Regions from separate parts of the Homo sapiens genome. Here region 1 is linked to region 2. The links are chromatin loops, found by intact Hi-C in ENCODE. Cell type or tissue: B cell. All regions are shown on one strand. Each heading gives the region's core, and the rest is flanking DNA. Links, peaks and the distances in the headings are about the cores only. Region 1 overlaps CREB3 (cAMP responsive element binding protein 3). Region 2 holds the start of VCP (valosin containing protein).

Region 1 (2,898 bases), core at 289-2,788, 660 kb before region 2:
TATATGAGACCATGTTCCTGCCCTTGCCCCTCCAGGTGTTTCCTACCCAACATGTGGTCCGTGCTCTCCAAACTATCTTTGAGCTGAACGTCCAGGCCTTTGCAGGAGGGGCCATGGGGGCTGTGAATGGGATGCAGCCCCATGGTGTCCCTGATAAATCCAGTGTGCAGTCTGATGAAGTCTGGGTGGGTGTGGTCTACGGGCTGGCAGCTACCATGATCCAAGAGGTAATGCACTCCTTTTCCCATCTCTCCACCATCTGTATCCTGGCCCAGAAAACTTCCTCAACCACCAAATTTCTTCAAGGCATAACCCAATGCCATCTTGTCCGTCTATAAAGCCTCCCATTTTTCCCTGGTATGCATTCCAGCTCCTGCCTTCAGGCTTCTGTCTGTGGGTCATAGTTATCTCCTCCACTTGCTGGGAGCTCCTTGAAGGCAAAGACTCTACTGCCTCCATCTATCCAGTGGAAGTGGCTCTTCAGAGGGTGCCAAGTTAGTATGTATGACTGTCATCTCTCCCAACAGGGCCTGACTTGGGAGGGCTTCCAGACAGCTGAAGGCTGCTACCGTACCGTGTGGGAGCGCCTGGGTCTGGCCTTCCAGACCCCAGAGGCATACTGCCAGCAGCGAGTGTTCCGCTCACTGGCCTACATGCGGCCACTGAGCATATGGGCCATGCAGCTAGCCCTGCAACAGCAGCAGCACAAAAAGGCCTCCTGGCCAAAAGTCAAACAGGGCACAGGACTAAGGACAGGGCCTATGTTTGGACCAAAGGAAGCCATGGCAAACCTGAGCCCAGAGTGAGCCGTCTGAACTGTGGGAGGGAAGTGCTAACAGCCCAGCCTCCAGCCTGGCCTTTCCTCCTTCCCCTCTGAACCTCCTGCAACCCTGAGCCATCAGGACAATCATACCCCTTCCCTTCTCTCCACCCAATTGTGCCAGTAAATGGGGGTTGAGGGTGACCTAGGCAGCATTAGAATCACTTATTTATTTCTTTCCTCACCTGTTCCCTGACTGCGTGAAATGTTCAGGGAGGTCAGTTGATTTCCCCAGGTACATTCATGGTGTGACAGACACATGGGTACAAATAAAAGACCCAGAAAGCCATTAAGTGTGGTGTGTTTGAGCCCTCAGTCGTCCTGACAGGGCACAGGAGCTGCGGCCAGCCCTTGCCCACCGCTTTTTATTTGGACACAGATGGGGAGCCCCCCAGGCTCCTGCTGAGACCCCCCACATATCCTCATATCTAGCCTGAGTATCTGTCCTGCAAAATGACAGAGGGGCTACCAGTAGGAAGCCATCCTCCCTTCCTTGTGAGATTTGCCTGCAGGGGGAGGATGGGACCTCGGCAGAGAGGCTCTGAGAAGAGGTCAGGGAATGGCCACTCCAGGGGAGGCTCTGCACTGGGAGCCTGAGGCATGTAATGCAGCAGGCAGGAAGTGTTGCCAGGGGCCTGGAGTACACAGTCTGAGCCGTCCAACCACTGGTGTGTGCTGTCTTTCGGCACTTCTGACTGCAGGGCAGGCAGCTCCAGCTGGTAAGGGTCCTCACTGGGGAGGGCACGAAGCTGGCGGGACAACACTGAGGAGACAAAGAATCTTCAGAGGCCAACCCAGACCTCTCCCCTTGCCCTGTCTGAGAGCTATCCTTAAGCCTCTTACCTCCATGCTCAGCTGGCAGGCTCCCCCTTGTGTCAGAGGAGTACATAGCAGGTACAAGGAGGAGGCAGAAGGAGACTAGTAGGACCTAGAGCACAGGAAAAAGGAGATGAAGAAGGGCTCTGGATTGCCCTGTCCCCACCAACTGAGAAAAGGATTTCTCCCCTCATCACCATCCTCACCAAGATGCAGGTGCTGCTGCTGCTGGTTTTGTTTGATATCTCAATCACCATGGCCTGGAGTTTCCTCAGTTGATCTAGAAGGGACCTAGAGGAAGAGAGGGGCCAATAGTGAGCATCCCCTGGCCTAGCATCCTGAGACACAGTGAAACTCCTGTTCAGGCCACCTCCTCCATCTCTGCACTGGATCCTCTCTCTTACTTTTCATTCTATTTTTGCAAACGACTTCTTCCTCTCTGGACAAAATGCCTGAAGTTCCTCATTAAAACAACAACAACAACAAAAAGCAAAAACAAAACAAAACAAAAAAACTCTGCCAGGACTTAACCTCCTTTGCGAATATCATCAGTCGTTCCCCACTGTCTGATCAGCTATGCACATAATCCTCACCAGGCATTTTCTATGTTCTCTACCTTCTGTCCCAGCTCATGTGTGTTAAGAGTTCCAGCCCAAGATGACTATGCTGGACTAGTCCTCTTGCCTAGGATGCTTTCTCTCTGCCTAGAATGCTTTCCCAACCCAACCCCAGAATCCTAACTACTATGAAAGCCCATGACGTCTTTCTTACCCCCTTTCTTTTTCTTGGTACTTAACTTATTCTTAGTTACTTGTAAATGTATTCCTCACTACTGGGAGCTTCTTGGAATCAGAGACCTAGTGAAGGCAGCTGCCCAGTTAGAAATCAAGTGTAGGGCAGGGGAAAGAGTGAGAAAGCATTAAATGAGGGGCATAGGAAGGGAATGGTTTGGAGGGATACTTACAAATTCTGTTCCTCCAGAAGCTGTACTTTGTTCTGAAGCTCCATATTCTGGGCTGTGTATTTCAAGACCCTGGGGGAAATAACAAAGATACGGGGATATGGCCTGTATCCTCCCTTCAAAAACCTAATACTTACAACAGAGTCCCTCTCCCTTTCATACCTGCTCTCTAAACCCCCAACATACACCTTCTTTTTCCTGCGGCTCTCTTGAGCAGATCTTTTATTTCGAATCTTCCTCCGCACACGTTTCAGAATTTGTTCCTCTGTCTGAAAGGAAACAGGGAAAGGGATATCATTAG
Region 2 (2,898 bases), core at 128-2,627:
ATTGGCTGTGTGTTCTGTGGTTGCCCTTTGACTTCTCTGGATTTGAGTGCCTTATTATAAGGTATTAATATTAATGACGGGAGGAAGAAAGGCACAAGCGCTGAGAAACTGCAAAGGCTGTGGGATTGGGGTTACCAGAGGGTGCAGTGACAATGGGGTAGGAGTGGGGTGCTAGTCAGAAAGTTCAGAGTAGGGGTGGTTGGAGGCAGCGTTGAGAAGGAGCAAGAAGTGTCAGGGTGGTGATGGCGTCTTAGAAGATCTCCAGGTTTTGGGAGAAGATGGGTGTATGGGTTACCACAATAGGACTAGACTAATACAAGGGTTCAGTCTATTGTGCCACGTTCTTCCAGGAGGATAAACTCCGGAGCCAATGAACTGGAGCCAAGTGGGAGAGTCCGCCTCTAAGGGATTAAAGGGTCTCCTTTCACTAATCGATCTCGCCCTATTCCTTTCGTTGATTGGCTGAGAATTCCAATCCGTCGAGGAAGCGTAGCGTTGCGGCCAATTGACGTGGCGTTACTAGGCGTGTCGCATCACTGAGGCGGGAGCCAGGCCGCAAGCGAATTTCCTGATTGGCTGTGATCTGCGGGTTGCTGGGGAGAGGCGCGGAGAGGCGGGCGAGAGTCCGCAGGGCAGGCGCTGATTGGCTGAGGTGGGAGCAGCTTCCCTTCCGATGATTCGGCTCTTCTCGGCTCAGTCTCAGCGAAGCGTCTGCGACCGTCGTTTGAGTCGTCGCTGCCGCTGCCGCTGCCACTGCCACTGCCACCTCGCGGATCAGGAGCCAGCGTTGTTCGCCCGACGCCTCGCTGCCGGTGGGAGGAAGCGAGAGGGAAGCCGCTTGCGGGTTTGTCGCCGCTGCTCGCCCACCGCCTGGAAGAGCCGAGCCCCGGCCCAGTCGGTCGCTTGCCACCGCTCGTAGCCGTTACCCGCGGGCCGCCACAGCCGCCGGCCGGGAGAGGCGCGCGCCATGGCTTCTGGAGCCGAGTGAGTGTGCGCGCGCCGTTCGCTTGCTGCGGCGGCGCGCACCGGGACCAGCCGCGCAGGGTAGGCCCGGCGGGGCCTGGCCGTGGGCGCGTCAGAGAGGTGGAGACCAGGAAAGAGGGAAGGGAAGCTAGGGGGCGAGTGAGGGGCCGTGGACCCGGCAGGCCCGGCTGGGGCCAGCTGCGCACCCGCGCGCCCCCTAGGCGGGGCTTGCGTTGGGTCCGGGTCGGAGCCTGGGCCGGATCGTGCTGTGTCATGCAGGCCCCGGCCCGCCCGATTGGCTCCCTTAGAACGGACGTCTGGGCCTGGCCAGGTCTTCCGGCCCACTCCGCCGGCGCGGCGCCCCGGGGCTTTGGGGCGCCAGTCTGCCGTCCGGCCTACCACCCGCCGAAAGCCTTTGGTCCCCGGAGAGAGCAGGCCCCGCGAGCCCGAGGCCCCAGCCGGGCCCGGTGGGCGTGGACTTTGCGCCATGTGAAGGCCTCAGGAGCTCTGCCACCGAGGCGGAGCCCGGGGTCGGGGAAGGCCCGCCGAGCTCAGGGAAGCTCACAGCCGCCTTTTTGGAGCCGGGTCGGCGGGGCCGGAGGTGGGCATCCTCTGTGTGTGACCTGAGTCGTGAAGGACTGTTAGGGAGAGGGCGAGCCCTACCTTTCGCTTCTGGTCTTCTTACTTTAGGCCTGTTGTTCATACTAGAAAGTTTGAGCCAGTTTTCCTTAATGTTATGACTCGTGGGTGGGGAGAAAGGAATTTTTCTTTAACATTTTAGGTTCTTGCTAAAGTTGGAATCTCAGTTCGTGTTTTGTGCGCCTTTCCAGATTTCCAGGTTTCGTGGTGTGCAGTTTAGAGTTGCACTAACTCTTCAAAAACACAAACGTGCGCGCACTCCTTTCCCCAACCAGCTATATTGAGAAATTACCCGGGCTCTGGGGCTTTCTGACCCCACCTCCATCCTTAGGAAAGCGTTAGATAAAACTTGGCTACCTCAGCCCATTCAATTTAGAATAGAGAGCTTTTAGAGGCAAAAAAAAAAAAAAAAAAAAAAAAAAAAACACAGCCAGCCCAAGGAAACTCTATGCAAATTACCTTCCTTCCTTGAAGAGATTAGTTTTTTGAGGTGTGTTCCTTTTTCTCAAGTTTCTGAATTCGGATAAAGTATTACTCAGTTGCTTATTTAAAAGAGTCACTTATTCTGAAAGTATTCTTTTGGTTTATATGCAGTCAGCCTCTTATTTTCAAAAGTAAAAATCTAAAATTCTTGGAACCTGGCATCATCAGCTGTTTCTAACCTCTTGGTCACCTTGATGACTCTTAGCTGAAACCCTTCCAAGTCCCGTGGAGTCCCCTGTGCAGTTCTGGAAAGGGATTGACTTATACAGAAGACAATGGAGGATTGCCCCAAAGAGTGTCCAGAACTGCTGTTGGCCCATGGTCAGGCCAAATTCAGTCTTTTAGAGATTACCACATCTGATCTCAGTAGGTAGATGGGGAATTAGAGGCTTTACCTTAAGAAAAGGGCATACCACTCATCTCCAGAGCCAGAGTCCGGGATGGTAGGCAGAATGGAGGTTTTCCTAGGATACAGCTTTGAGATTAAAATACAAACTATTGACCGGGCACAGTGGCTCAGGCCTGTAATCCCAGCATTTTGGGAGGCCGAGGCAGGCAGATCACTTGAGGTCAGGAGTTTGAGACCAGCCCGGGCAACATGGAGAAACCCCATCTCTATTAAAATGCAAAAAGTAGCCAGGCATGGTGATGGTGCACACCTGTAGTCCCAGCCACTCTGGAGGCTGAGACAGGAGAATCACTTGAACCCAGGGAGGCAGAGATTGCAGTGAGGGAGATCGCGCCACTGCACTCCAGCCTGGGCAACAGAGGGAGACTCCGTTTCAAAAAATAAAAAACTATGGTGACTAGAGG

What was found. Hi-C counts contacts between places; a loop is a spot of excess contacts. Peaks named below come from ENCODE experiments on the same cell type or tissue, not always from the same donor. Only the 100,000 strongest peaks of a DNase experiment are listed, where the experiment ranks them.
Region 1: a loop joins it to region 2, with 4 times the contacts of the local background. A loop is called at or near these places in 4 of 110 quality-filtered maps.

What each region holds. Positions count from the first base shown.
Region 1 is chr9:35,735,077-35,737,974 of GRCh38, reverse strand. CREB3 (cAMP responsive element binding protein 3) reads right to left here. Exons shown (of 9, transcript NM_006368.5): 5 at 2,760-2,866; 6 at 2,601-2,669; 7 at 1,843-1,927; 8 at 1,664-1,748; 9 at 976-1,583. The coding sequence ends at 1,249. It overlaps GBA2 (glucosylceramidase beta 2), which reads left to right. Exons shown (of 17, transcript NM_020944.3): 16 at 36-227; 17 at 528-1,109. The coding sequence ends at 806. Among named protein-coding and RNA genes, the nearest start is that of MIR6853, 3.6 kb to the right of the region's middle. In B cell, for the core only: CTCF peaks have their summits at 1,480 and 1,681 (motif pointing left); a DNase peak (open chromatin) is centred at 1,684.
Region 2 is chr9:35,070,423-35,073,320 of GRCh38, reverse strand. It overlaps VCP (valosin containing protein), which reads left to right and starts at 696. Exons shown (of 17, transcript NM_007126.5): 1 at 696-984. The coding sequence starts at 968. RefSeq lists enhancers at 129-178, 199-338, 539-588 and a silencer at 989-1,618. In B cell, for the core only: CTCF peaks have their summits at 922 and 1,121; DNase peaks (open chromatin) are centred at 610, 1,230 and 2,100; H3K4me3 peaks cover 2,452 bases; H3K27ac peaks cover 2,500 bases.